2 separate regions of the Homo sapiens genome follow, and region 1 is linked to region 2. Evidence: chromatin loops called from intact Hi-C (ENCODE). Cell type or tissue: A673. All regions are shown on one strand. Each heading gives the region's core, and the rest is flanking DNA. Links, peaks and the distances in the headings are about the cores only. Region 1 has its middle 8.0 kb from the start of RGN. Region 2 holds the start of LINC01545 (long intergenic non-protein coding RNA 1545).

Region 1 (15,060 bases), core at 7,057-15,056, 170 kb after region 2:
TTGGTCTGTTCAAGCTGTACTGATTACAGCGAGTTATCTGAATTGGGAGGCCATTTGCGGAACCACTTTTTGCTCAACATTGCTTTCTAAAGTATTGCCATAATGTAATGACACTGCTTTCATACACCACACGTGGAAATGGATCTCGTTATTTTATAGTCATTTCTCACATGAGAAAACTTCATTCGAAAAATTGCTGAAATTTTGAAAATTATAATCACTTCAGCCTCACAACAGAAAGACACTTCGGGTTGGACCAGTACCATTTTAGATCTTTCAGCTGCTGCTTAGGGAAAAAAACATTAAATACGTATTCCTGCTTCAGATAAGCCTGGCATAGGTGCCAGTGTTCTGGTAACAGATTTTTCCTCTCTTCACCTTAACTTTTCTACTTTACAAAACTGGATCTCTGGTTCTTTCCCCTCCCCCTAGCTCTTCAAACAAAGGTGGCTCTAGGGGTTAAGCAACAACAGTGTTCACAAAGTGGTGGTTAGCTGTGTGCAGTACTGTGGCCACTCAGTCTTTTCAGTCATATTTGCCTTCAAGGACAACAATGAACAAGATCAGACAGTGCTGCCTGCATCTTTGGGGCAGAATTTGTGCCCGTGTCTTGTCCTCCAGTCCTTAAAGATGGACTGAGAGCTGCATGAGCAGTTTCAAGCTAAAGGTCAGTTTCAAGACAGCTACTTGGGGCCGGGCATGGTGGCTCATGCCTGTAATCCCACCACTTTGGCAGGCTGAGGTGGGGAGGATCGCTGGAGCCCAGGAGTTCGAGACCAGCCTGGGCAACATGATGAAACTCCATCTTATTAAAAAAAAATAAAAATAAATAAAAAAAAACCTTGGTCGGACAAGCCAGGAAACTTGTTTGGGACCAGTCAAGCCTTCAAATAATAAAAGTTACAATATTCATCAAGCCCTTAACCTATGGCAGGCCTTTTGCTAAGCCTTTTACATGGGGCTACCTTATATTTAGTTCTCACAACAACCATATGAAGATAATACTATCAGCTGCATTTGATACGTGAAAACTGAGGCCAAATGTTTAAGACAGTTGTTCAAAGCTAGAACCTGTGAGCTTGCCTCTACAACTCATACTTTTAGTCACTTTGCTTGACTCCTGTGCCCAAAGCCCCCTCTCTAAACACTCTTACTCAGTTTCTTCCTGAGGAAACCAACCTGAGTTGGGGTTTGGTTGTAAGGATTCTGTACCACTTTATCCGTGATGCCTGGACAGAGTTGATTGGACCACAATTAGTCATCTAACACAAAGTCAGTTTAGAGGTTCACATCCAAAACACAAGATACGTCACACAAATCTGAACAGTACAGACCTCACAGATCTAGGACCTGGTGGATTTGCCTTCTCCGTAGCTAATCTAACTTGCAACTGGGCATAGTAAAGATAGATAATGCCCCCCCAAAGATGTCCATGTCCTAATCCCTGGAGCCTGCGAATATGCTACCTTGCATGGTAAGAGGGGTTTAGCAGATGTAATTAAAGTTAAGGGCTTTCGACCCCAACCATTACACATGTAGCACACAAGCACATATACCCCCGACTCTAAAATAAAAATTTAAGGGCCTTAAGATGGGGAAGTTATCCTGGATTATCTAGGTGGGCCCAACCAATATAGTCACAAGGGTGCTTATAAGAGGGAGGCAGGAGTATCCAAGTCAGTAATAAGAGATGTGACAATGGAAGCGGGAGGTTGGAATGATGCAAAGAAGAGCCATGAGCCAAGGAATGCAGACAGTCTCTAGAAATGGAAAAAGACAAGAAACAGACCCCACCTCAGAAGGTTTTCAGAAACAACTCAGCCCTGCCTATGCTGTGATTTTAGACGTTTGACCTCCTGAACTCTTAAGAGAATATATTTGTGTTGTTTTAAGCCACTAAATTTGTGGTAATTTTTACAGCAGAAATAGAAAACTAATACACTAGGCATACTGCAAGTGCTCCCTACCCTTTTGGGGGAATGTTCCTTTCCCAGTATGTCCATCTCTGCTGTGATACTCTAGGTTGGTCCTGTACTTTCATTAGTTGAAACTCTTTCCATTAAATGGAAAACCAGTGTTTTTTTTTGATCAATAGAATCCTCCCCTAGAGAAATTAGTTTTCTCTTTCTCGTCCCATCCCCCCAACACTTTTTCCAAGGTAGCCTTTGGTACTTCTTAGGTAGCCTTGGATAATCCTCCATGGGCCTGCTGGATCCACCGTGGCTGAATCTGGCACTGCCTGAGGAGTTGCCCATAGGTTTGTATGGTCCTGTTGTCTGAAAAACTGTCCTGGGGAAGTAGAAATAATTCCTTGAGTGTTACTCCACGGGGGAAGTTATAGAAGGCACATGTAGCTCATTATGATAAATGCTTTCGTTATCAGAGCTTCCTAAAAGGAAGTGAATGGCCTGAGAGTTGAGTTCTTAAAACACCCCAGATACCTGAGCCAAGCTTGGAGGTTAAAGAATGCAACTCTATGCTGCCTACAAGAAGCCCACTTTAAATATTGGCCGGGCACAGTGGCTCACGCCTGTAATCCCAGCAGTCGGGGAGGCCAAGGCGGGCAGATCACCTGAGGTTGGCAGTTCGAGACCAGCCTGTAATCCCAGCTACTCTGGAGACTGAGGCAGGAGAATCGCTTGAACCCAGGAGGTGGAGGTTGCAGTGAGCCGAGATTGTGCCATTGTACTTCAGCCTGGGCAACAAGAGGGAAACTCCGTCTCAATAAATAAATAAATAAATACAAACAAACATACAGGCTGGGCGCGGTGGCTCATGCCTGTAATCCCAGCACTTTGAGAGGCCAATGTGGGTGGATCACCTGAGGTCAGAAGTTCGAGACCAGCCTGGCCAACATGGTGAAACCCCATCTCTACTAAAAGTACAGATTGCTACTAAAAGTACGGGCATGGTGGTGCGCACCTGTAGTCCAGCTACTCAGGAGGCTGAGGCACGAGAATCACTTGAACCCAGGAGGCAGAGGTTGCAGTAAGCCGAGATTGTGCCGCTGCACTCCAGCCTGGGTGACAGAGTGAGACTCCATCTCAAAAAAAAAAGGAGATAACCTGAATAGCTCCTTATTATTAAATGAATTGAATTTGCAGTCAAACTTTCCTTTGAAGAAACTCTGCCCAGATGACTTCACTGGTAAATTCTAACAAGCTCTTAAGAAACAGATAATACTAATTATACATAAACTCTTCCAAAAAATTGGACAGGAGAGAATACTTCTCAACTCATTCCATGAAGCCAGCATTACCCCGATACCAAAACCAGACAAATACATAAGAAAACTAGAGACCAATATCCTTCATAAAAATTAATGCAAAAAGTGGCTGGGCGTGGTGGCTCATGCTTGTAATCACAGCACTTTGGGAGGGCAAGGCAGGAGGATCACTTGAGGCTGGGAGTTCAAGACCCAACCTCGCCAAGATGGTGAAGTCCCTGTCTCTACTAAAAATACAAAAATTAGCTGGGCGTGGTAGTGGGTGCCTGTAACCCCAGCTGCTTGGGAGACTGAGGCAGGAGAATCACTTGAACCCAGGAGGCAGAGGTTGCAGTGAGCTGAGATCATGCCACAGCACTCCAGCCTGGGTGACAGAGTGAGACTCCCTCTCAAAAATAAAAATAAAAACAATGCAAAAGTTCTTAACAAAACGTTAGCTAATTTAATCGAAGAATATATCAAAAGTAAGATTTATCCCAGACATGCAGGTTGACTTAACATTTGAAAATCAATCAGTGTAATTTACCATATCTCAATAGATACATAAAAAGCATTTGAGGCCAGGTGCTGTAGCTCACACCTGTTATCCCAGCACTTTTTGGGAGGCTGAGGCGGGTGGATCGCTTGAAGCCAGGAGTTTGAGACCAGTCTGGCCAACACGGCAAAACCCCGTCTCTACTAAAAATACAAAAATTAGCCGGGCGTGGTGGCAGGTGCCTGTAATCCCAGCTACTTGGTAGGCTGATGCATGAGAATCGCTTGAACCCTGAAGGCAGAGGTTGCAGTGAGCCAAGATTGTGCCACTGCACTCCAGCCTGGGTGACAGAGCGAGACTCTGTCTCAAAAAAATAAAATAAATAAATAAAAACATTTGACAGTATCTACTGCTGATAATAGTGTTCAGCAAACTGTGAATAGAAGCTGAATAAAGGATATCTACCCAGAACCTTATAAAGAACACCTACAAAAAACCCTACAGTTGGCCAGGCACATTAGCTCACACCTGTAATCCCAGCACTTTGGGAGGCCGAGGTGGGAGGATCACTTGAGCCCAGGAGTTCCAGACCAGCCTGAGTAACACAGTGAGACCCCATCTGTACAAAAAAATTAAAAATTAAAAATTAGGGTGTGGGGGCATACCCATTTTTTTTATCAGATCATTAGATTTTTTTCCTATAGTATGAACTCCTTATATATTCTGGTTATTAATCCCTTGTCAGATGGGTAGTTTGTGAATATTTTCTCCTATTCTGTGGGTTGTCTCTTCCCTTTGTTGATTGTTCCCTTTGCTGTGCAGAAGCTTTTTAACTTGATGTGATCCCATTTGTCCATTTTTCTTTGGTTGCCTGTGCTTGTGGGTTATTACTCAAGAAATCTTTGCCCAGACTAATGTCCTGGAGATTTTCCCCAATGTTTTCTTGTAGTAGTTTCATAGTTTGAAGTCCATTTTGATTTGATTTTTGTATATGGTGAGAGATAGGTTGTTTTTTTTTTTAATAGAGACAGAGTCTCATCATGTTGCCCAGGCTGGTTTTGAACTCCTAGACTCAAGCAATCCTCCCACCTTGGCCTCCCAAAGTGCTGGGATCATAGGCGTGAGCCACCATGCCCAGCCGAAACCACTACTTTTTGCAAGATGCTATTAATAGACTGAAAAGAGAAATCACAGACTGGGAGAGAAGAATTTCAAAGTAATTATGCTCAGCCAGACAAAACAGAATACATACTGTATAAATATAATCCCAGGTACCAAAAAAACTACAAAATAGGAGCAAATCTGGAGTGACAGAGAGCAGACTAGTGGTTGCCTGGGGGTTAGGAGCAGGGAAAGGTGGGAGGAAGGGATAATAAAAGGGCAGGAGGAAACTTTTGGGGGTGACCAGAATGTTCATTATCTTGGTGGTGGAGATAGTTCTAGACATGTATACATATGTCAAAACTAATCAAATTATACTCTGGCCAGGCGTGGGTGACTCATCCCTGTGATCTCAGCACTTCAGGAGGCCGAGGCAGGAGGATCGCTTGAGCCCAGGAGTTCAAGACCAGTCTGGGCAACATAGCAAGACTCTGTCTCTACAAAAATTTTAAAAATTAGCTGGGTGTGGCAGCATGCATCCGTGGTCTCAGCTACTAGGGAAACTGAGTCAGGAGGATCACCTAAGCCCAGGAGGTCAAAGCTGCAGTGAGCCATGATCACACCACTGCACTCTAGCCTAGGCAACAGAGTGAAACCCAGTCTCAAAGTTAAAAACAAACTAATCAGCCTGGAATCAGGAAGTTTTACATGGCCTCTTGACGGGTAATGATTGGCCTTCAGCCAGGTTCCATAGACACAAAGTTGCCCAAGCGTCATCATTACAGCCCATGAACATTCACATGGGGTCTTCCAAGTCTAAAACTGCAAGTCTTTGATACTAAATACCTGCTTCCTTCATGTTTTCCTACTATAATATTCACCATATGGCAAAATTTCTCTAGGGTCAGTTTGAAATTACTGCGGCCACATTGGGGAACTTTTGAGATGAACAAGATTGTTCATTTAAGAGGCATCTTAGAACAAAGAGTGAAGAAAACCTTATTAGGAGATTATTTGGTTTTGCCTAAAAGAAAAATTATTTTGGGGGGTAGGTGACCCCCCCTCCTTTGTTTCCACATTTCAAGGATTAATGAGTGGTAGCTTTAAAATTCTTTACATGGATAAAACTGTCAAAGGCCCAAGTTATTGTCTAAACCAATAACTTGGTTTAGACAATACTGTACTCTGTACTCTGTCTCCCTCCCCACCCCCCAGTGTGCTTGTCAAAATGGTCTTTCTATGTTTATATATTCTTCCCTGTCCTTCAAGAAAGAACAAAATTAACCTTTTATTATGTTGATGCAAAAGTAACTGTAGCTTTTGCCATTAAAAGTAATGGCAGTTCCTTTTGCACCAACCTAATAAATGATAATTTCATATTTGTCTGAAGCTGGCTTTTTGTTGTTGTTGTTCCTCTCCCTCTCTTTTACTCCCTTGGGAAACTTTAAAGATTAACTGATCAAAAAAAAAAAAAAAATTCAGGGCCAGGCACAGTGGCTCACGCCTGTAATCCCAGCATTTTGGGAGGCCAGGGCAGGTGGATCATTTGAGGTCAGGAGTTCAAGACCAGCCTGGCCAACATGGTGAAACCCCGTCTCTACTAAAAATACAAAAATTAGCCAAGTGTGGTGGTGGGCACCCAGCTACCTGGGAGGCTGAGGCAAAAGAATCCCTTGAACCCAGGAGGCGGAGGTTGCAGTGAACCAAGATCACACCACTGCACTCCATCTTGGGCAACAGAGCGAGACTTTGTCTCAAAAAAAAAAATTTAGTTGTTCTGCGTACACTCTAGAAATATCTAGTCTGGATAAACTGTCAAAAGTGTCTAAAGGAAAGAAAAAGTTATTGAATGTGTTTCTTTTCGGGGACACTAGAAAGTATATTTAACACAATAGTCTTTGTTATTATACTTATGAAAAAATAAGAAAAGAATTTAATTTCAAGATAAAGAAGAGCTTTCAATTATGATTGAAGATCTTTAAAAATAGTTTACCATTTTAAAGTAATGTCAGAACAATATTTTTGCTTGTACAAAAATCAGGATTAAATTACTTAAGCTTTCTAAATTTCCTACACTGATTTTATGGGTTAAGTAAATTACCATTGTTTCTATAACTTCATATATATATGAACGACTGAAAGGAATAATACTAACAGGTGTCTTTTTAAATAGTTTAATTTTATGAAAAAAAAAATTTTTTTGAGACAGGGTCTCACTCTGTCACACAGGCTGGAGTGCAGTGGTGCAATCATAACTCACTGCAGCCTCGACCTCCTGGGCTCAAGCGATCCTCCCACCTCAGCCTCCTGAGTAGCTGGGACTACAGGCATGAGCCACCAGGCCTGGCTAATTTTTTTTCTGTTTTATTATATTTTGTCATTCTGCACCTTCATGAAATAATTTTTGTTGTTGTTTTTGTTTTTGTTTGTAGATACAGTGTCTTCCTATGTTGCCCAGGCTGGTCTCAAACTCCTGGGCTCAAGTGATCCTCCTGCCTCAGCCTCCCAAAGTGCTGGGATTACAGGTGTGAGCCACTGCACCCAGCCTGAAAAATTCTTAAATTTCTACAAATCATAAGGATTTAATGTATTGGCTAAAATTGAAATCTCTAGATCCCAACTTTAAGACTTAAGACAAAAGATTAAGTTCATTAATAAATAATCTTTGGACACATAAGAAACTGACAGTTTCTGAGTAAGGAATAGATAGAAAACACTAGTCACTGAAGGTGATTTTTTATTCTCATTTCCTAAAGTGGCACGGTCCTTATCAACTGTCAATTCAGAAAAATTGCAAAGAACTGGCCAGGCATGGTGGCTTACGCCTGTAATCTCAGCACTTTGAGAAGCCAAGACAGGCTGATCACCTGAGGTCAGGAGTTCGAGACCAGCCTGGCCAACATGGTGAAACTCCGTCTCTACTAAAAATAAAAAAATAAAAAAAAAAATTGCCGGGCGTGGTGGTGCACGCCTGTAGTCTCAGCTACTTGGGAGGCTGAGGCAGGAGAATTGCTTGAACCTGGGAGGTGGAGGTTGCAGTGAGCCGAGATTGCACCACTGCACTCCAGCCTGGGTGACAGAGCGAGACTCTGTCTCAAAAAACAAAACAAAACAAAACAAAAAAAAACAGAGAACTCTTGGAATTCGAAAACCACAATAATCAAAGCTCTTAGAAACCCCTTGAACTTCCATAGCCTCAAGTATTGCCATTATTTTTCATGGCAATAAGATCTGCATCCCCCCCCAAAGGATTCACAAGTTATCTGCTTCTGAGATAATAACAGGTTTCCCTATGCATTTGGAAAGTATTCCCAATGCTAGACTCCACTCTATTACAGGCTGATATGACTCATTACTGCAGGGGACTCCTACAATACCTCCAGCTTTCTCACCAACAGGTATAAACTGCATTTTCTTTTTTGTTTGTTTTGAGACGGAGTTTGGCTCTGTCTATTGCCCAGGCTAGAGTGCAGTGGCCCAATCTCCGCTCACTGCAACCTATGCCTCCCAGGTTCAAGTGATTCTCCTGCCTCAGCTTCCTGAGTAGCTGGGATTACAGGCGTATGCCACCACGCCCGCCTAGTAAATTGCGTTTTCAAAACCCCCACCTCAGCAGCCTCTGCAGGATCTCAAACCTGAAGGTTTGGTTTTCTGAAAAGACATCAGAGAAAAACTACTTGAGTCTCCGTGGAAAAGACCTTATCAGGGACTGTTAGCAACTTGCACAGCAATAAAACTCCAACGGGACACTTAAGTTCCCATTTCCCAACTTAAAAAGTCAGTTTATCCTGACTCCTGGATGTCCATTCCATCGGGACACTTTAAATTAAGACATTCTTAGAAGCCCTCCAGAAACTGCTGACTGCAGAAGTGGCCAGCTTCAACTCAAGGTTAATTTTCTGATTCTTAGCAGCCCTTTTCTTTCCTTTCACTCTCCTGCTCATCTTGCCTATTGTGCTTTACACTCTCTCTATGATACTAACAGACGAAAAGGCTTCTCAGTGTGTTCTCCCTTACCCTCATCCTGTGACTTCTGAACCCTTACAGTCCCCTCTCACTTAAGAAAAAACACAGCCTGGGCAACATGGCAAAACCCCCTCTCTACAAAACAAGTACAAAAATCAGCCAGACTTGGTGGAGTGTGCCTGTAGTCCCAGCTACTTGGGAGGCTGAGGTGGGAGGATCACTTGAGCCCAGGAGGTTGAGGCTGCAATGAGCCGTGATCGTGCCACTGCACTGCAGCCTGGGTGACAGGGCAAGACCCCATCTCAGAAATAAATTAAAAAAAGAAAAACAAAGCATCCTGATAGATTTTTCTCAGAGCATAGCTACTGCTCTGAATTTAACTGTTTGCTGACAAAAAAAATTAATCATTCTTCCTTAAACACTACAGAAGGTACATTTCCTTTAGTAAGCCCCTTCTGGTTCTTAAGTTTCCCTTGCATCATTAACCCCAAACTTTGGTCTTATAAAAACTGGCCAGGCACAGTGGCTTGCGCCTGTAATCCCAGCACTTTGGGAGGCTGAGGTGGGAGGATTGCTTGAGCCCAGGAGTTCGAGACTAGCGTGGCCAACATAGTGTGACCCCCATCTCTACAAAAAATAAGAAAAAAAATTAGCCAGGGGTGGTGATGTGTGCCTATAGTCCTAGCTAATCACAAGGCTGAGATGGGAAGATTGCTTGAGCCCAGGAGGTCAAGGCTGCAATAAGCCACAGTCCTGCCACTGCACTCCAGCCTAGGTGACAGAGCAAGACACTGTCTCAAAAAATTTTTTTAAAGGGTGGGGAGACTAACCCTTGTCCTACTACAGACAATTTTCTTGGAGCCACCTGTAGATCAGCAAAATCCTGGTAAATGGTGAAGATCAGAAAATCATCGATTCACATCCTATGGCCTTTACTTAATCTGACCTTGGACAAAAGGGGAAATTAAAAATGCTCATCATCACTGGCCATCAGAGAAATGCAAATCAAAACCACAATGAGATACCATCTCACACCAGTTAGAATGGCAATCATTAAAAAGTCAGGAAACAACAGGTGCTGGAGAGGAGGTGGAGAAATAGGAACACTTTTACACTGTTGGTGGGACTGTAAACTAGTTCAACCATTGTGGAAGTCAGTGTGGCGATTCCTCAGGGATCTAGAACTAGAAATACCATTTGACCCAGCCATCCCATTACTGGGTATATACCCAAAGGACTATAAATCTTGCTGCTCTAAAGACACATGCACACGTATGTTTATTGCGTCATTATTCACAATAGCAAAGACTTGGAAACAGCACAAATGTCCAACAATGATAGACTGGATTAAGAAAATGTGGCACATATACACCATGGAATACTATGCAGCCATAAAAAATGATGAGTTCATGTCCTTTGTAGGGACATGGATGAAATTGGAAATCATCATTCTCAGTAAACTATCGCAAGAACAAAAAACCAAACACCGCATATTCTCACTCATAGGTGGGAATTGAACAATGAGATCACATGGACACAGGAAGGGGAATATCACACTCCGGGGACTGTGGTGGGGTGGGGGGAGGGGGGAGGGATAGCATTGGGAGATATACCTAATGCTAGATGACGAGTTGGTGGGTGCAGCGCACCAGCATGGCACATGTATACATCTGTAACTAACCTGCACAATGTGCACATGTACCCTAAAACTTAAAGTGTAAAAAAAAAAAAAAAAAAAGATCAACAGCCAAAAAAAAGAAAGAAAAGCAGTCTGTGACATCCAAAATCCGCCATGGCACCCACAGCTAGGCCTTGGCATTCTCCTGCTGAACATGAACAATTTCAGAGGTCACCAACATCAGACAAGGCCATTCTGGGACTGCAATGGATCAAGACAAAAACAAGATTAATCATAGACTGACCAAATGACAAAAATGGACTGGACCTGATGGCTCATGCCTGTAATCCCAGCATTTCAGGAGGCAGAGGTGGAAGAATCACTTGAGCCCAGGAGTTCGAGACCAGCCTGGACAACACAGGGAGACCTCATCTCTACAAAAAATTAAAAATCTGGGCCAGGTGTGGTGGCTCACACCTGTAATCCCAGCACTTTTGGAAGGCTGAGACAGGAGGATTGCTTAAGGCCAGGAGCTCGAGACCAGCCTGGGCAAAACAAAGTGAGACCCCGTCTCTACTAAAAAAAAAAAAAAAAATCACAGGCCGGGCACAGTGGCTCACGCCTGTAACCCAGCACTTTGGGAGGCCAAGGTGGGCAGTTCACGAGGTCAGAAGATCGAGACCATCCTGGCTAATACGGTGAAACCCCGTCTCTACTAAAAATACAAAAAATTAGCCAGGTGTGGTGGCACGTGCCTGTAGTCCCAGCTACTCAGGAGGCTGAGGCAGGAGAATTGCTTGAGCCCAGGAGGTGGAGGTTGCAGTGAGTGGAGATCACGCCACTGCATTCCAGCCTGGGCAACAGAGCAAGATTCCGTCTCAAAAAAAGGAAAGAAAGAAAAAGAAAGAAAGAAAGAAAGAAAGAAAGAAAGAAAGAAAGAAAGAAAGAAAGAAAGAAAGAAAGAAAGGAAGGAAGGAAGGAAGGAAGGAAGGAAGGAAGGAAGGAAGGAAGGAAGGAAGGAAGGAAGGAAGGAAGGAAAGAATGAATCACAAAAATGACTCAACATCGCCCCATCCTGGCTTATCTGAGTGAGGGCTGCTTGTTCTTCAGCCCATTCTCCTTGTCTTCTAGATGAAAATTAAAATGCCCAATCATGGAGTCACCCCTACTCCCTGACAGCATTCAATCCTTGGACTCGCCCCAAAATCACATCACCTAATACAAGGCCAAATTCTATAGTAGTTTCTTTTTAAAAAAAAAAAACAACTTTTTTTTTTGAGACAGAATCTCGCTCTGTCACCCCAGCTGGAGTGCAATGGCACGATCTCCGCTCACTCACTGCAACCTCCACCCACCAGATTCAAGCCCCAGCCCCCCAAGTAGCTTGGATTACAGGCATGCACCGCCACATGCACTAATTTTTGTATTTTTTGTAAAGACAGCGTTCCCTATGTTGGTCAGGCTGGTCTTGAACTCCAGACCTCAAGTGATCCACCCTCCTCTGCCTCCCAAAGTGCTGGAATTACAGGCATAAACCACTGTGCCTGGCCTATAGTAGGTTCTTTCTAACAGCCTGTTACTGAGATGTCCCAGGGTACCCTGTGGTGTGTGTTCTCCCTCCTCACTGTAAAGAGTCAATGAACCCAGATGTGTTTGACTGCAGGTGGTCTGCGAATAAAGAGCACTTATATTGTAATAAAAGATCCCTATGTATCCTCAGAGAGCTCCTGATAAAGCAGGAGAGACACATAAACCAATGGATCTCAGTGTGATGAGTAATGTAATAAAACATAAAGAGGCGCTCCTGGAAGAGCAATAGGTCAGAGAGCGAGGAGGGTCAGCGAAGTCTTCCTGATGGAGGGGACATTCAACTGACTCTTAGTTAGAAGTTAGTCCAGTGCAGAAGGAAGCATTGGATTAGTGGTCAGAGAGAAGTGTTCTAGGCAGAGGGAATAGCAAGTTCAAAGTCAAGAAGCAGAGAACATGGCTAGAACATGAGAGAGGTCAAGAAGGGACTCCCCACAAATTCGAAGAGCCTTGTGTGCTCGGGGTCCATTGCAGGGTGCTATGACTACACTTTTTTTTTTATTTTATTTATTATTATTTTTTGAGACAGTGTCTCACTCTCTTGCCCAGGCTGGAGTGCAGTGGCATGATCTTGGCTCACCGCAACCTCCGCCTCCCGGGTTCAAGCAATTCTCCTGCCTCAGCCTCTCAAATAGCTGGGATTACAGGCACACGCCACCATGCCCAGCTAGTAGAAATGGGGTTTCACCATGTTGGCCAGGCTGGGACCTCAAGTGATCCACCCGCCTCGGCCTCCCAAAGTGCCGGGATTACAGGCATAAGCCACCATGCCCAGCCAATTTAAAAAGATTCATAACCACATATTATGATCAAAGTTAACAAATCAACATTCGTTTGCCTGCAGATGGTGAGGATACAGCATCACTTTTGTAGCATTGCCAAAAAGGCATAGCCTGAATTGACCATGAGGAAAAATCAAGGAATCCCAAATTAAGGGACATTCTACATTTTGAATTCCAAAAATGTCAATGATGTCAGGAAACAAAAATAAAAGGCTGAGGAGCTGTTCCAGGTGAAAAGCAACTAAATGCAGCTAAATGCAATGCCTCGCCCTGGATTGGGTTTGGGCATGAAACATCTTTTTTCCTTTTATTATAAAGGACATTAGTTGGACAATTGGTGAGACTCCAATAGATAATCCTGTATCAATGTTAATTTACCTGATTTTGACCATCGTGCTGTGTTTATGGAAGAGAATACCCTTGCTTTCAGGAAACACACACTGAACTACAGTATTTAAAGGTAAAGGAGCATCATGTCTGCAACTTGCTCCCAAACTGGTCAGAAAAAAATTATATATAGATGTATATGTAAATAAGAGAGAGAAGGGTAAAGCAAATGTGGTAAACTTAACATTTGGGGAATCTGGGTGAAGGGTAATCATGAATTTTTTCTATTATTCTTGCAGCTTTTCTGTAAAACTGAAATTTTTTTCTAAATAAAGGTACCCCTCTCAGCAAAAAAAAAGAAAAAGAAAAAAAAGCATATAGTTTTTGTTGTTGTTGTTTTGTTTTTAGAGACAGGATCCCACATCCCACTCTGTCACCCAGGCTGAAGTGCAGTGTCGCTATCACGGCTCACTGCAAGCTTGATCTCCCAGGCTCAAGCGATGTTCCCACCTCAGCCTCCTCAGTAACTGGGATCACAGCCACCACGCCTGGCTATTTTTTTTTTAATAGAGATGAGATCTTTCTGTGTTGCCCAGGCTGGTGTCAAACTCCTGGCCTCAAGTGGTCCTCCTGCCTCAGCCCCCCAAAGTGCTGGGATTACAGGGGTGAGCCACGGTGCCCAGCCTGAAAAGCATATAGTTGAACAACCTCTATGTGTCAGCACTGTGGCAGGACCCAGGGAGGTGAGGGTGAATAAGATACATCCCCTCCCCTGCAAGACTCACGGTCTAGCAGGTCATTTTGGCAGCAGATCCACAGGGATGAGATGAGGCCTCCGGGAAGATTAAAACAATCTAGGCAAGAAATGGGGAAAGCCTGAATGAATTAAGGCAGTGCCAACATAGAAGGACATTAAAGGGACAATTCTATGACCTGGTGACTAACTGGACTTGAGTTAGGGACCAAGAGGAGGCTCGCGAGGTGTCAGGGCTTCTTGCACAGCCAGTTGGCTGCACCACAGCCCATTTCCCAGGACAGAGTGCTCAGGAGGTTGGTGGGAAATGATGTGATTGGTTTGGGTCAGCTCAGTTAAGCTGCTGGCCTGTATCCTGGGGGCGACATCTGGGCTGAGATAAGGTTAGGGAGACATCAGCACTGAGGAAGTAGAGGAAGAGAGTTATTTTTGTTTGTTTGTTTTTGAGACAGTCTCACTCTGTCACCCAGGCTGGAGTGCAGTGGCATAAACTCAGCTCACTGTAGCTTCAACCTCCTGGACTCAAGTGATCCTCTTGCCTCAGCCTCCTGAGTAGCCGGAACTATAGGCATGCACCACCACACCCAGAAATACATATATATGTTTGAGAAGTAGTTTCACTCTTGTTGCCCAGGCTGGAGTGCAATGGCACAATTTCAGCTCACTGCAACCTCCGCCTCCCGGATTCAAGCAATTCTCCTGTCTCAGCCTCCCGAGTAGCTGGGATTACAGGCATGTGCCACCACGCCCGGCTAATTTTGTATTTTTAGTAGAGACGGGGTTTCACCATGTTGGTCAGGCTGGTCTCAAACTCCTGACCTTAGGTGATCTGCCTGCCTCAGCCTCCCAAAATGCTGGGATTACAGGCATGAGCCACCACACTTGGCCAGTTTTGTTTTGTTTTGTTTTGTTTTGTTGTTTTTTGGGTTTTTTTAAATTTTTAGTAGAGACGAAGTCTCACTTTGTTGCCAGGTTCATCTCAAACTCCTGGGCTCAAGCGATCCACCCTCCTCGGCCTCCCAAAGCACTGAGATTATAGGCCTGAGCCACTGTGCCGGCCCTGGCCATTTTTTTTTTTAATATGGGTTATTTGGAGAAAGCCCAGACTGTCAGATGGCAGGACCAGGAATACATTTAGGCTGAGAATGGGGTTGTGGAGCTGTGTTGTTGAGGAATGTGTTTTCCATATGATTTGAAAATGAAATCGAGCCTTTCCTCTTCCCC
Region 2 (14,518 bases), core at 6,425-14,424:
GAATCGGTGTATCCAGAAGGCAGTGCTGGAGTCAACCTCATGAACTAGGGGGTGTCTTCTTGGCACCCAATTCCTTTTTAATTTCTTCACATGTTTTAGCTAGATTTGGTATGTCATAGTTCTGAGCCACATACATTCCAACCACATTGCCAAAAGCAAGTGCAAGCAGGAACTGGAACGTGATGTCGACAACAAGGGCAAGGAGGACAAAGAGGTTTCAATGGGTGGCTGCAGCCCTATATATTCTTTCCTTCAAGTACATGAACCCTTCTCACCACAGATTCAACTGTCACTACAGAGCACAGCCATTCATCTGACTGCCATTCCTCAATCTGCCAACTCTCTACCAAATATGCTCACTTGAATAGTTAAATAATTGTTCTCCTCGTCTCACCATGTACTAAATTCAACTCATTATATTTCTCTTTCCCAGATGGTCTCCCTGTCCTGGCATTTCCATTTCCATCGATGACATGCAGTTATCTTAGTTATACCATTGACATTTTGGGGTCATTTTAGCTTGTTCTTTTTTCCACTCTGCTAAGCAGCTGTTAACTAGCCTTGTTGTTGAAATGTTTTTCTTCTCCATCCTCTCCTTTTCATGTCCCTCATCATCAACCTAATGACCCCATGGTTACTTACATCAGCCTCCTGATTGGGGTCCTCACTTGGGATCTTTTCATCCTGTACATCCTATACACTGCAGGGTAAAAGAGCATAGTAGTTAAGAGCATAGCCCCTGGGGCTGTTATCACCAGTCTTATATCATCTTGTGACACTTTCTATTTTGGAACTCTTAAATAATTTAAAAATCTCCCTAGCTAGATTGTCAGCTTTCTGAGTAATCCAAATGATGAGTACCTTCACTTTGAGAAAGGAGAGCACTTTCTTTCTTTCTTTCTTTTTTTTTTTTTTTTTTTTTTTTGAGATGGAGTTTCACTCTTGTTGCCCAGGCTGGAGTGCAATGGCGTGATCTCGGCTCACTGCAACCTCTGCCTCCCGGATTCAAGTGATTCTCTTGCCTCAGCCTCCCGAGTAGCTGGGATTACAGGTGCCTGCCACCACGCCTGGCTAATTTTTTTGTATTTTTAGTAGAGATGGGGTTTCACCATGTTGGCCAGGCTGGTCTTGAACTCCAGACCTCATATAATCCACCCACCTCGGCCTCCCAAAGTGCTGGGATTACAGGCATGAGCCACTGCGCCCAGCCAGCACTTTCTTAAAGGACAAAAAAAATGGCCAGGTACAGTGGCTTACACCTGTACTTGTAATCCCAGCACTTTGGGAGGCCAAGGTGGGAGGATCGCTTGAGCCCAGGAGTTTGAGACCAGCCTGGGCAACATGGCAAGACCCTGTCTCTACATCATGCTACTGCACTCCAGCCTGGGTGACAGAGTGAGGCTCTGTCTCAAAAAACAAAACAAAACTAAAACAAACAAACAAAAAACAGGCAGCAACTACATGCCAGGTACTTTCAAAAAATTAACCTTGGCATATCTCACAGTGACTATCACAGGATATCACAGGAGATAAGTCAATAGATATTATGTGTTTAAAGAACTGAGTCCTCTGCTTTAGTGATTTCATCTCCTGACTATTGAATGGGGCATGATCAATGAAAGCTGGTCTTTGCTTATGTTCCTTTCCATACCTGCAATCCCTTTTTCTACTCCCTACCTCGAAGCTTCAAATTTTGCCCATCCTTCAGGACTAGTCCAAGTTCTATCTCCTCCAGGAAGCCACTGACCCATGATCATTTTGGCTAGTTGTGTCAGAGTTGCAAAGAACAAGTGTGGATTTGAGAACCATCAGACCTGAGTTTGACTTATATTCTGCTACATACTACCTGCCTAGATCTTCATCAGCTATGTAATGTCTTTAGTTTCCTCCTCTGCAAAAAGAGAGTGATGCATGCTTTGCAGTTATTTTGAGCATTCTATAAGTAAAAGCACCAGCCCTAGTGTTAGTTCTCCTTCCCCTTAATCATATAAAACATTGAAGTATTACTTCTCTTATGTCTTATTTTTTCCAAAATGACACAAAACCCACTGTGGACAACACCAAGACTTCTATATCTGCCCCATCTTGGCCTTAGGCAGCCAAATACTGCCTGAGGCAGAAGCTGGTAGGATGAATGCAAATATGAATATGTTCGAGGAGGTTCTAGTACATTAATACCACTAAATCAGTAACTTATTGAAATGAGCTGAACACTGTAGGATGGGGGTAGGAGGGTGAAGAGAACCGTTAGCAGGTTACCAAAAAAGGAATAACATGCTGGTTCTCATGTAACACAAAGGCTTGAGGGAGGCAACCCACAGTGGGTTAGAAAGTGGGTTAGTGGGATAGAAAGGTCCTGGGCTCTGTCTTCCTTCCTGGCCATCCTAATCATGTAGTTTTTTCTATTTGCTGGTAAGATAGCTCTCATACCTGGTTCTCATGTAACACAAAGGCTTGAGGGAGGCAACCCACAGTGGGTTAGAAAGTGGGTTAGTGCGATAGAAAGGTCCTGGGCTCTTTCTGTCTTCCTTCCTGGCCATCCTAATCATGTAGTTTTTTCTATTTGCTGGTAAGATAGCTCTCATACCTCTTAAGTATTGTGACTGCATTCTAGGCAGAAAGAATAAAGAGAGTGGCAAAAGGCCAGCTAAGTCTGTCCCCTTTCATCAGGAAAACAATAACTTTCCCAGAAGCCTCATGCAGTAGACTTCTGCTTAGATCTCATTTGCCAGAGCTGGATCACATGTCCATTCTGGCTTCAAGGGAGTCTGAGGAATTATTTTTACTAGGCACATTGTTTTGCTGAAAAATTGAAGTTCTGAAAGTAAAGGTGAAAAGAGTGGCTATTGGGTAAGCAACTATCAGTATTTGCCACACGAAGCATGCATTATCTGTTTAGTTTAAAATACACCATAGGGTCCTTTCCGCTCGGAGACCTCTCTTTCTATAGACAGAGAGCTGTTTCTCTTTCTCTTGTCTTCTGCCTATTAAACCTCCACTCCTAAACTCCTTGTGTGTGTCCGTGTCCTAAATTTTCCTGTCGCGTGACAATGAACCCCAGGGTATATACCCCAGACAACGTAGTCACTTCATAATGGGGACCTCATCCGAGATACCAAGGTGCAACATTCACCGAAACGATGAATAGATGAGGGGACTCCAACTCTGTCCTTTCATTTCGAGGCTCTTGGCTTCCATTTTAGAACCAAATCAAACCAAATACTGGGCCCCCTTCAGCCATTTAAAAACGATTAGTGTGGCTGCCAGCCTTAAAAGACTTGGGGGACAGGCTTACTAGGGAGAACATGGAGAATCTCCCGGCACCCATGGGTTGCTGGGCATATTGGCCATGTTTGAACCAGCTTCCTTTCACGGAAGACTTAGCCATCAGGTGGGGCTGGAAGAAGTCCTGAGGCAGCTGAGGATTTCTGACCAGGGCTAGCTCCCAGTGTTATCCAAAGGCTTCTGGACTGGCCCCAGCCTCCAATTGCCTCGATGGGGTGTCGGCAACAGGATCTCCAACTTTCCTTTTGTAATTTCCTCCTTTCCTGTCTGCGACCGCCATATCTCTTATCCTCTCTGTATGCAATGTGTGGGAAGCTTTACAGTTCAGGGAAGTAATCTTGTTTGGCAAGACCAGGGAATGTCATAGTCCATGTAAACGTCATACCTGATCAAACCAATCTGTGAGCCCCATGTAAATCAGACACCCCTCCTCAAACCTGACTATAAAATCTGGCACATGGGCCGCCTGCTGGTCCTTTCTGTTCGGAGACCCCTCTCTCTATATATAGAGAGAGCTGTTTCTCTTTCTCTTCTCTTCTGCCTATTAAACCTCTGCTCCTAAACAAAACAAAACAAAACAAAAACAAACAAAAAAAGAAACACTATAGATAGGTGGGAGGAACTCTTCAACTGGCTCAAACTCCAATGCCCTAAGCTGGGGAGCATCCCCCTCCACCACCACCACCACGTGTGGATACCCCCTTATCCTGTTTGAGCTTTGATGTTTGATGCCCGCACAAGGTCACTTTAGGAGGATTCTCTCTAAGTACTCCTTGGTCTCTGATACCCCATACCTGACTATCTCCACTGGACAAAATAGGTTCTTGAGTCAAGCACTAAGTAAGGAATATGAAGATTTCATAATTTGTGTGCAGTTTCAGATAAATTCTTTCCAAAGTTAGGAGAAGTAAGAATAAAATATGTAACTGGAATCAGTTGCTACCTAAAGATGTCTTTTTTTAAACCTCACCATGGTACCTGGGGTTAGAAGCAATGCTTTGTTTACTCTTTTTAAAAAGCAACAGAATGGGAATATTGTAGTAAATCTCTGGGGGAATTCCTGTCTTCACACCAAAAATAGTTGTTATTCTCTTAGTTGGTTTGGTTTTATCTCATGGACATTTTGAAGTATATATTTTTTCTTATTTTTTTCCAATTTTTGAGCCACATACATTTTATAGACTACTATTCATTTTTAATCTGTTTCCTTTTTTCTTTTTCACTTTCTCCTTTTCTCTCCTACTCTTTTTTATTTTCCTTCTTTACTTTCTCTTTTTTCCTGCCAATTTTAGTTTTTATCTTTGTGCTGTATTTAATTGTATCATCACAGGCCACATTAAATCATTTCTGGAAGATCAGTTTTAAATAAATAGATGAATAAAAAAATAGCAGTTAAAAAAAGGGAGAGAAAAGATTTAAGAACATTTCTAAAAGTAACCCCAAAATTTCTTCAGGGGGATAAAAAGTGGGATGATTTGGGAGGTCGAGGTGAGAGGATTAGCTGAGACCAGGAGTTTGAGACCAGCTTGGACAAGACGGCAAGATCCTGTCTCTACAAAAAAAAAAAAAAAAAAAAAAAAATTTAATTAGCTGGGCATAATGGCATGTACCTATAGTCCTAGCTACTTGGGAGGCTGAGGCAGGAAGATCACTTGAGCCCAGGAGTTCAAGGTTACAGTAAGCTATGATCACACCACTGCACTCCAGCCTAGGCGACCCTGTCTCAAAAACAAAAATGAAACAGTGGAATGAAATCATTTGGGTAATGTCTCCCAGACAAGTAAAGTATTCCCAAGAAATTTCTGAAGGAATTAAGGAAAATTATTGATGTTATGATTAAAAAACAAACAAACAAACTGGTTCTACTATAGAATAATAGACATTGGCAACTCAGAAGGATGGGAGGGTGGTGAGGAATAAGAAATTACTTAATGGGTACAATGTATATTATTCAGGTGATGGTTATGCTAAAAGCCTGGACGTTACAACTATGCATTATATCCACGTAACAAAACTGCACTTTTACCCCTTAAATGTACACAAATTTTTTGAAAACTGGTTCTTGCACCTCAACAGACACATAGGATTTATGAATGGACTTGGATAGAGCATAGAGGAAGGCCTGGAGCAGTTTTCATGGGCTTTTGTCTCCTATGGCCCTGGTGCGTCTATCTTCAGGAAGCTAAATACAGAGGCTTCTGAGAATTCACTTAGATGATGGTTCCCAAGAGGAACAACTCTCTCCTAAGCCACACATGGGGCAGTTTACTTCTAATATGGAAAATTATGGGTCGGGCATGGTGGCTCATGCTTGTAATCCCAGTACTTTGGGAGGCCAAGGCGGGCAGATCACTTGAGGTCAGGAGTTCAAGACCAGCCTGGCCAACATGGCAAAACCCTGTCTCTACAAAAATTAGCCAGGCATGGTGGCGTGCACCTGGGAGGCTGAGGCAGGAGAATTGCTTGAATCCAGGAGGCAGAGGTTGCAGTGAGCTGAGATCGCACCACCGCACTCTAGTCTGGGCGACAGAGCAAGACTTCATCTAAAAAAAAGAAAGAAAAGAAAGAAAGAAAATTATGGATAGTCTCTGAAGCTGAGCATTCTCTGGAGTCAGACACTTTCTTAATCCCTTTTGAAATTTCTGATGGAGAAAAATCCAATCCAAAGAAAGAATATGAAATCCAGGGAAAATTAGTTTTTTTTTCTTAAGTGCATATAAGTTATGGATTTATATATAAAATAAAGATAGTGATTGTATCAGTCAGGATTCTAACAGAGAAACAGAACCATTAGGAGACACATGTAGATATAGATATAGATATAGGTATAGATATAGATGAACTGGCTTATGTGATTGTGGTGGCTAGCTAGGCAAGCCTGAAATCTGAAATCCTTAGAGCAGGCCATCAGAAAGGACAGGCAGGAGTTCTCGAGCACAAGCCAATGCTGCTGTCTATGGGCAGAATTTCTTCTTCAGGAAAGCCTCCATTCTGCTATTAAGGCCTTTAACTGATTGATTCAGGCCCACCAGATTATCTAGGATAATCTTGTTTACATAAAGTCAACTGATTATAGACTTGATTCACATCTACAAAATACCTCTCAGCACCACCTAGATTAGATTTTAATGGAATAACTGGCTTATGTTAGCCAGTTATAAACTAGGGACTATAGCCTAGCTATGTTAACACATAAAACTGACCATTACAGGCCAGGTGCACAGTGGCTCATGCCTATAACCCCAGCACTTTGGGAGGCTGAAGCGGGCGGGTCACTTGAGACCAGGAGTTCGAGACCAGCCTGGCCTCAAGGCTGGTGAAACCTCGTCTCTACTAATAATACAAAAATTAGCCAGACGTGGTGGTGAGTGCCTGTAATCCCAGCTACTTGAGAGGCTGAGGCAGGAGAATCACTTGAATCCAGCAAGTGGAGGTTGCAGTGAGCCGAGATCACACCACCATACTCCAGCCTAGGCAACAGAGTAAGACTCCGTCTCAAAACAAAACAAAACAAAAAACAAAACTGACCACTACAGTGATGTTTGGTGTTTCATTTTGATTTTAACTTCCATCAGTGAACATTTTGTTCTTTGTGAAAATAAATCACAAGCTAAGATAGGCTTCTATGGAGAGAGTGTCAATATTACGGATCCATGGCATCAGTTGTAACATGTATTTGGTCTATGAAGGTCATTAGCCATCTGGTAAAAGGAAGCTATACTGATTATAACTCACTCATTGGGTGTATGCTATTACCTAATTCCACTAAACTGTTTTCCGTTCATTGATTTAAAAAGTTAGTTATTCAATTCAATTGAAGTTAACACCTGAGAAGGATTTCAAAGAACAGATGTGTATTTCATTTGTAGAAATCATTTTCTCATGTCACAAATGTTTAATGAATCCACTCTCCCTTGAGTTAGAAATGGTAGGTGCTTTGAAATACTTGAACCTACACAAGAGCAGAAAGCATTTTATTTTGAAGTGTGCCTACTGTCCAGTAATAATGTTGGACAAGTTATTTTCTCTCTGAGCCTTAGTTTGCTTACCTGTAAAATGGGAAATAATGATTATTGTCTTGAGGGCTTGGGAAGGATTAGATGAGAAAACATAAGTTAGACACTTGAAACACAGTAGATGTTCCACAAATATTGATTTTTTTTGCCTCCTTCTATGAATACAGACTTCATAAGTGAAGTCCTATGAGTTAAAAGTCCTCTCCAATTTTTTTGCAGATTCTATCTAGCAGCACTATTTTGGATATCACTGTGTAGCGAAGAATCAAGTGAGGTTTCCAGTGCTCATTAATTTATCAAATTGACTATAAAGATTCACTGTAGGTGGCTTTGTATTTACTTATGTGCATAGGGAGACCATTTTTACATGTTATCACTTCAACAATAAATACAGATAAAGTTGCTGGAGTTTACAATTGCTTTTTATTTGAAAAATCAGCAATTTTCCTAATTTTATCTGAAAATGTTCTTCGGAGTCATGGTGGTGAAATTCTGAGCAAATATTAGGTGTCACTAGTTTTCAAGAGTGTGAAATAATTTTTGATTGAGAAAAAAGCATATCTTAAATTCTGTTCAATATCAGACTCACATGTCTTGGCAAATGCACACATTGTTTTTGTTTCATTATTAATTTTTTTTTTTGAGATGGAGTCTCGCTCTGTTGCCAGGCTGGAGTGCAGTGGCATGATCTCTGCTCACTGCAGCCTCCGCCTCCCTGGTTCAAGTGACTCTCCTGCCTCAGCCTCCCAAGTAGCTAGGACTACAGGCACGCGCCACCACGCCCGGCTAATTTTTGTATTTTTAGTAGAGACGGGGTTTCACCATGTTGGTGAAACCACCAGGATGGTCTCGATCTCCTGACCTTGTGATCCGCCCACCTCGGCCTCCCAAAGTGCTGGGATTACAGGCATGAGCCACTGTGCCCAGCTATTAATTGTTAATTACACAAATAATACAGGGTTTTGTTTTTTTTTTACATGAAAAAATTGGAGATAAATCTAAAATCTTCTTCAATCCCCACTCCCATTGGGAACTACAATTATCAGTTTGGTCTGTATCCTTCCAGAGCATTTGTGTATGGATTTACATAGGTATTACTGTGCACAGACAAAGTAACTCATGGAAAGTAGGTATTTTACTTGTCTAAGGAAAATTGGGCCAGTTATTGATTTTTATCATATGAAATTTGGCGTGATGGGCAAGAAAGAGATTGGAGAGAAAGGAGAAAAAGGAAGGGAGGTCTTGCCAAGATTGATCTTTTACTTCTTTATAGTTCTTTGGCCTTTTCTTTTTTGGTTCCTTGAGCCCATTTTAGGTGAGTTACACTATCAGAGTGTTTCAGCAGTTTAAAGCTCTTGCATCCAGTTTCATCAACCAGTGGCTCAACAAAGACAGATAAATAATCCCCTATACTTTCTGAAAGTATCTTTCCACCAAAGTCCAAGCATTATCAGTTTCATTTTATGAATGAAAAAAAGAAAAAAAAAGGGAAAAAAAAAAGAGGCCAGGTGCGGTGGCTCATGCCCGTAATCTCAGCAATTTGGGAGGCTGAGGCAGGTGGATCACTTCAGCTCAGAAGTTTGAGAGCAGCCTGGCCAACATGGTGAAACTCCATCTCTACTAAAAATACAAAAATTAGCCAGGTGTGATGACGCACACCTGTAATCCCTACTCAGGAGGCTGAGGCACGAGAATCACTTGAGCCCGGGAGGTGTAAATTCTTTGTGTTTTCCAACTGAAACTGAAAACTTTATCTGTTAATTATTTCATTAATTTTTCTCTCTTTTTTTCGAGACAGAGTTTCACTCTGTCACCCAGGCTGGAGTACAGTGGCATGATCTCTGCTCACTGCAACCTCCACCTCCCAGGTTCAAGCAATTCTCCTGCCTCAGCCTCCCAAGTAGCTGGGATTACCCGCGCTTGCCACCATGCCTGGCTAATTTTTGTATTTTTAGTAGAGACGAGGTTTTGCCATGTTGGCTAGGCTGGTCTCGAACTCCTGACCTCAAGTGATCCGCCTGCCTTGGCCTCCCAAATTGCTGGGATTACAGGCGTGAGCCACCGTGCCCGCCCTCATTAATTTATTTTAAAATGTAAGGTAACCAAGCTTCAAACAAGATGACATAGACCCATTTCTCTTTGCTTTTCCATGCTAAGTACAATTAAAATTCCTAAAAGTAATACAAAAGTCCATCATAAGGGGACTGGTAGGTGGAAAGAAGAAAGTGGACTGGCTAGAGACTTCAGGACTTGAGGAACGACACTGTGATGGGCTCCTGGCTTTTCTTTTTATCTTCTGTATGTTCCAGACTGGGTGCTGGAGAAGCCTGCAACCTAGAATCTCCAATCAGAGCAGACAAACAAAACAAAACAAAAACCTGTTCTTTGTGGCCAAAGGACTGGGAAAGGAGAAAAACCCAGCCCAGCATAAGTAAAACCCTGTGGACAGCACCAGCCCTACCCAAGCTGAACCCTGTGGTGTCAGCAGAGTGAGACTGAGTAGGGACTGGAAGAGCTCTGTCCCCCATTCAGTAGCCTCAGGTGGCTGGGCAAAAAGCCGCCTTCTTCCCCCATGGGAACACCAGACAGGATTGAGTGGGAGTCCCAGCGGTACCAGGGAAGCACTTTCCTACCACGCTGGGCAACAGCCAAGAGCTAGGGGGAGCCCCAGTCACACCAGGCAGCCGGAGGAGGCGTGCTCAGCCCTGCTGGCAGCATCAGCGTATACCCAGCACGGAGTCCAGACGCTTGTCCCCGACCCAGCAGCAGCAGGTAGGCAGGATTAGTACTTTCAACCCCTACCGGCCTAGCATCTCCCAACCCCTCACCCAGTGGCACCAGACGGCCCAGGGAGGCACTTTCCATCACAGGCACCATGACGGGGACCAAGTGGGGAGTCTCCCGAGCCCCATCAAGTGGCAGGCAGCTGGGAAGGTACTTTACTTTCCCACCAGTGGTGTCAGCAGAGAACTAGTGGGGAATCTGGACATCTGCTGCCCGGCTCCCAGCAGGCATCAGCAGAGGATGCAGACAGGTGCTCCCCTCCCCACTGTTGCCATGTCAGTGGAGACTGAGTGAGGAGTCTGGACTTTCACCCTTATCTGCCAGTGGCAGCTGGTGCCCCTCACCCTTCCAATTAGAGTGCAGAAGGGATCTTAGAGAGGAAGGAGCTGCAGAAAGGCATTCTTTACATCTGCATAGGAAGTCCTGGAAAGACACCTGTCTGACCCAAGCGTGAAACTAAGTAAATCACCAGGTCTGCAGGTCTGACAACTGAACTACTGTGTGGCATACCACTCAGGTTTTCAACGTGGCTTGGGAGTAGCACACAAAGCAGACCAGAATAGTGCCACAAGGGTTCTAAAAACTAAACTGTCATTGGAACTACACAGTCCACAAAAGTAGGCCAGGAAAACCCAAAAATATCCACACCAAGACACATCATAACTAACTTTTGAAAACTAAAGATAGAGAAAAAAAATCTTGAAAGCAGCTAGAGAGAAAAACACACATTACCTATAGAGGAACACTGATTTAAATCATAGTGGATTTCTCATCTGAAACCATAAAGGCCGGAAGGAAGTGGTACATTTTTCAAGTGATGAAAGAAAAGAACTGTCAACTTGGAATTCCATGTTCAGTGAAAATATCCTTCAGGAATAAAGGGGAAATAAAGACATTCTCAGATGACAGAAAATTTATAAAAATTTCACTAGCAGACTTACTATTAATGAATAGCTAAAGGAAGTTCTCCAAACGAAAAGGAAATGATAGCAGGAGGAGGCCTGAAACTTCAGAAAGGAAGGAAAACAATGAAATGTATAAAAAATAAGGATAAATATAAATAGACTATCCTTTTCCTAATGAATTTCTTTCAATTATGTTGAATTGTTGAAGCAAAAATTGTAACACCATCTGATGTGGGTTCAATGTATGTACAAGAAATAGAAATTATATTTTTAAAGTGGGAGGACAGGCCGGGTGCGGTGGCTCACGCCTGTAATCCCAGCCCTTTGGGAGGCCGAGGCAGGCAGATCACTTGAGGCCAGGAGTTCGAGAGAAGCCTGACCAACATGGAGAAACCTCAGCTCTATTAAAAATACAAAAATTAGCCAGGCGTGGTGGTGCATGTCTGCAGTCCCAGCTACTCGGGAGGCTGAGGCACGAGAATCGTTTGAACCCAGGAGGCAGAGGTTGCAGTAAGCTCAGGTTGCGCCATGCACTCCAGCCTGGGCGACAGAGCAAGACTATGTCTAAAAAAGAAAAAAAAGTGGGAGGGTAAGGGATAAAGGAACCTAAAGGAAAATAAAGTTTCTACCCCTTACTAAAAGTGGTAAAATGTTGATAACAATACACTATAAGTTATATGTGTATATTTTAACACCTAAAAAACAGAAAACTATACACACTGATATACTCAAAAACATTATAATAAAGTAAAACGGAGTTCTAAAACATATTCAAGTAACCCACAGTAAGGCCAGAAACAGCAAACAGAGGAATGAGAAATAGAGGGAACAGACAAAAAGCAAATAATAAAACATTAGACTTAAGCCCTAAGATACCAATAATTATCTTCTAATTAAATGGTCTAAATACATGAATTAAAAGGCAGAGAATCACAAAATGGATTTTTAAAAAAATAACCCTCTATGTGCTGTCTATATGAAACTACTTCAAATACGATAACATAGGTAGAAAGTGAAAAGAAAAAGATATACTACACAGACATTCATTTATAAAAACAGATATGGCTATATGTTAATATCAGAAAAGTAGACTTTGGAGCAAATAAAATTACCAAGGACAAAGAGAGATATTACACAATGATAAATGAGTCAATCCACCAAGAAGACAAAGAAATCCTAAACATGTATGCACCAATAAATAAGGCTTCAAAATACATGAAGTAAAATCTGATAGAACTGAAAGAAAAACAGGTAAATCCATGATTATAGTTGGAGACTTCAATACCCTCCTCTCAGCAATAGAAATACTAGACAGAAAATCAGCAGGATTATAGAACTCAACAATACCATAAAGCAACAGGACCTAATTTATAGGACATTCTACCCAATAGCATAACTCACATTCTTTTCAAATACCCATGAAACATTCACCAACATAACCCATATTTTGCATCATACAAAATTTCAACAAATGTAAAAGAATTGAAACCATGCAGAGTATGTTCTCTTGAACTCCTGGCTTCAAGCAATCCTCCTGCCTCAGCCTCCCAAAGTGCTGGGATTACAGGCATGAACCACTGTGTCATGTTCTCTGACTATAAGGGAGTCAAACCAGAAATCAATAACAAAGTCAGCAGGAAAATCTCCAAATATTTGAAAACTAGACAACACACTTCTCATTAATACATAGGTCAAAAAAGGAGTCTCAAGGGAAATTTTTTAAAAATACAATGAACTGAATGAAAATGAAAATATAACATATTAAAATTTGTGGAATGGAGCTAAAGCAGTGCTGACAAGAGAGTTTATGGCACTAAATCCTTACATTAGAAAAGAGGCTGCCGGTCACTTGCCACTAAAAGAAAAATTTGTAATATATTTTTTTAAAATTTTTAAAAAAGAAGAGGTAAGGTCTTAAATCAATCAGGTAAGCTCCCACCTCAAGAGACTATAAAAAGAAGAGCAAAATTAAAACTTCAAAGCAAGCAGAAGGAAAGAGACAACAGCAGAAATCAATGAAATTGAAAATAGGAAAACAATAGATAAAATCAATTAAGCAAAACGCTGTTCCTCTGAAAAGATCAGTACAGTTGATAAACCTATAGCAAGATTGACTAAGATAAAAAGAGAGAAGGCATAAGTCACTATAATCACAAATGAGACAGGGGATCTTACTACAGATCCTGCAGGCATTGAAAGGAAAATAGAGAAATTCTATCAAGAACCCTACATATATAAATTCAACGACTTAGATGGAATGGACCAATTCCTTGAAACTACAAACTACCAAAACTCGACCAATATGAAATTTATCATCTGAATAGTCTAATAACTATTTTAAAATAGGATTTATAATGTAAAAATTATTGAAAAAAGAAGGCTCCAGGTCCACATGGTTTCACTGGAATATTTTACCCAACATTTAAAGAACTAACACCGATTTTACACAATAGATTCTATAATACCAAAGAGGAGGGAACACTTCTGTGCTAGGGGTCCCCCAAACCATTCCCAGGCTTGATGATTCACTATGAGGACTCAGAATGCAGCAGACAGTCACATTCATGGTGAGAGCACACAGAACAAAATCTTCAAAGGCAAAAGGCACATGGAAGTATAGAAGAAACGAGGTACAAGCTTCCAAGAGTCCTCTCCCAGTGGAGTCACGCAGGATGTACTAATTCCTCCAGCAACAAGTTGTGACAACACGTGTGAAATGTTGTCTATCAGGGAAGTTCATTAAAAACTCAGCTCCCAGGACATTTACTGGGGGTTGGTCATATAGGCACCCTCTGCCTAGCGCTTACCAAAACTCCAGACTCCTAGAAGGAAAACAAGTGTTCAGCATAAACCATATTGTTTGTACGAACAGTTTAGGCCCAGTGAACAGTCTCATCAGCCCTGGGAATGGTGAGAGCCCTCTTCAAATCTAAGTTCCAAATGCCATCCAAGGACCGACCTTGCATGCAGGGCTTTCAAAGGATAGCACTGAGGCCTTTCACGTTAACTCTTTTCTGCACAGCTTGAGAATCAGGAGACTTGAGTTCTAGTCCCAGCATAAATAACATTTGTACAAACAGCTTAGATATAGTTAGCCATTCTTATCAGTTCTGGGAACAATGAGAGCTCTCCTGAAATCCAAGTTCACAGATGCCTGCCAAGAGCCTGTTATGTTAACTCTTTTCTGCACAACTTCCTCAACTCATTTTATAAGGCCAGTATTACCCTAATACCAAAACCAGACAAGGACTGTAGCAAAAATCTCCCCCAAACTACAGACTTTTATCTCTTATGGGCTTTAACACAAAAATCTGCAACAAAACATTAGCAATATAGAATCCAGCAAGGTATAAAAATAATTATTTTATGGCCAAATGGGGTTTATTCCAGCTATGAAAGGTTGGTTCAAAAATCAATATTCTATCAATGTAATCTACCATATCCACAGGCTAAAGAAGAAAAATCACACGATCATATAACTTGATGCAGAAAAGGCATTTGACAAAATTCAGCATTCACTCATAATAA

The links. Hi-C counts contacts between places; a loop is a spot of excess contacts. Peaks named below come from ENCODE experiments on the same cell type or tissue, not always from the same donor. Only the 100,000 strongest peaks of a DNase experiment are listed, where the experiment ranks them.
Region 1: it touches region 2 in a loop (10-fold over the local background); 4 of 110 quality-filtered maps call a loop at or near these places.

The regions. Positions count from the first base shown.
Region 1 is chrX:47,062,907-47,077,966 of GRCh38, forward strand. No RefSeq gene overlaps it. Among named protein-coding and RNA genes, the nearest start is that of RGN, 8.0 kb to the right of the region's middle. In A673, for the core only: a CTCF peak has its summit at 11,485; DNase peaks (open chromatin) are centred at 11,555 and 12,035; H3K27ac peaks cover 724 bases.
Region 2 is chrX:46,893,882-46,908,399 of GRCh38, forward strand. LINC01545 (long intergenic non-protein coding RNA 1545) reads right to left here and starts at 5,823. Exons shown (of 4, transcript NR_046101.1): 1 at 5,723-5,823; 2 at 643-700. RefSeq lists an enhancer at 10,071-10,330. In A673, for the core only: CTCF peaks have their summits at 9,985 and 10,186; DNase peaks (open chromatin) are centred at 9,960 and 10,960; H3K4me3 peaks cover 1,064 bases; H3K27ac peaks cover 2,718 bases.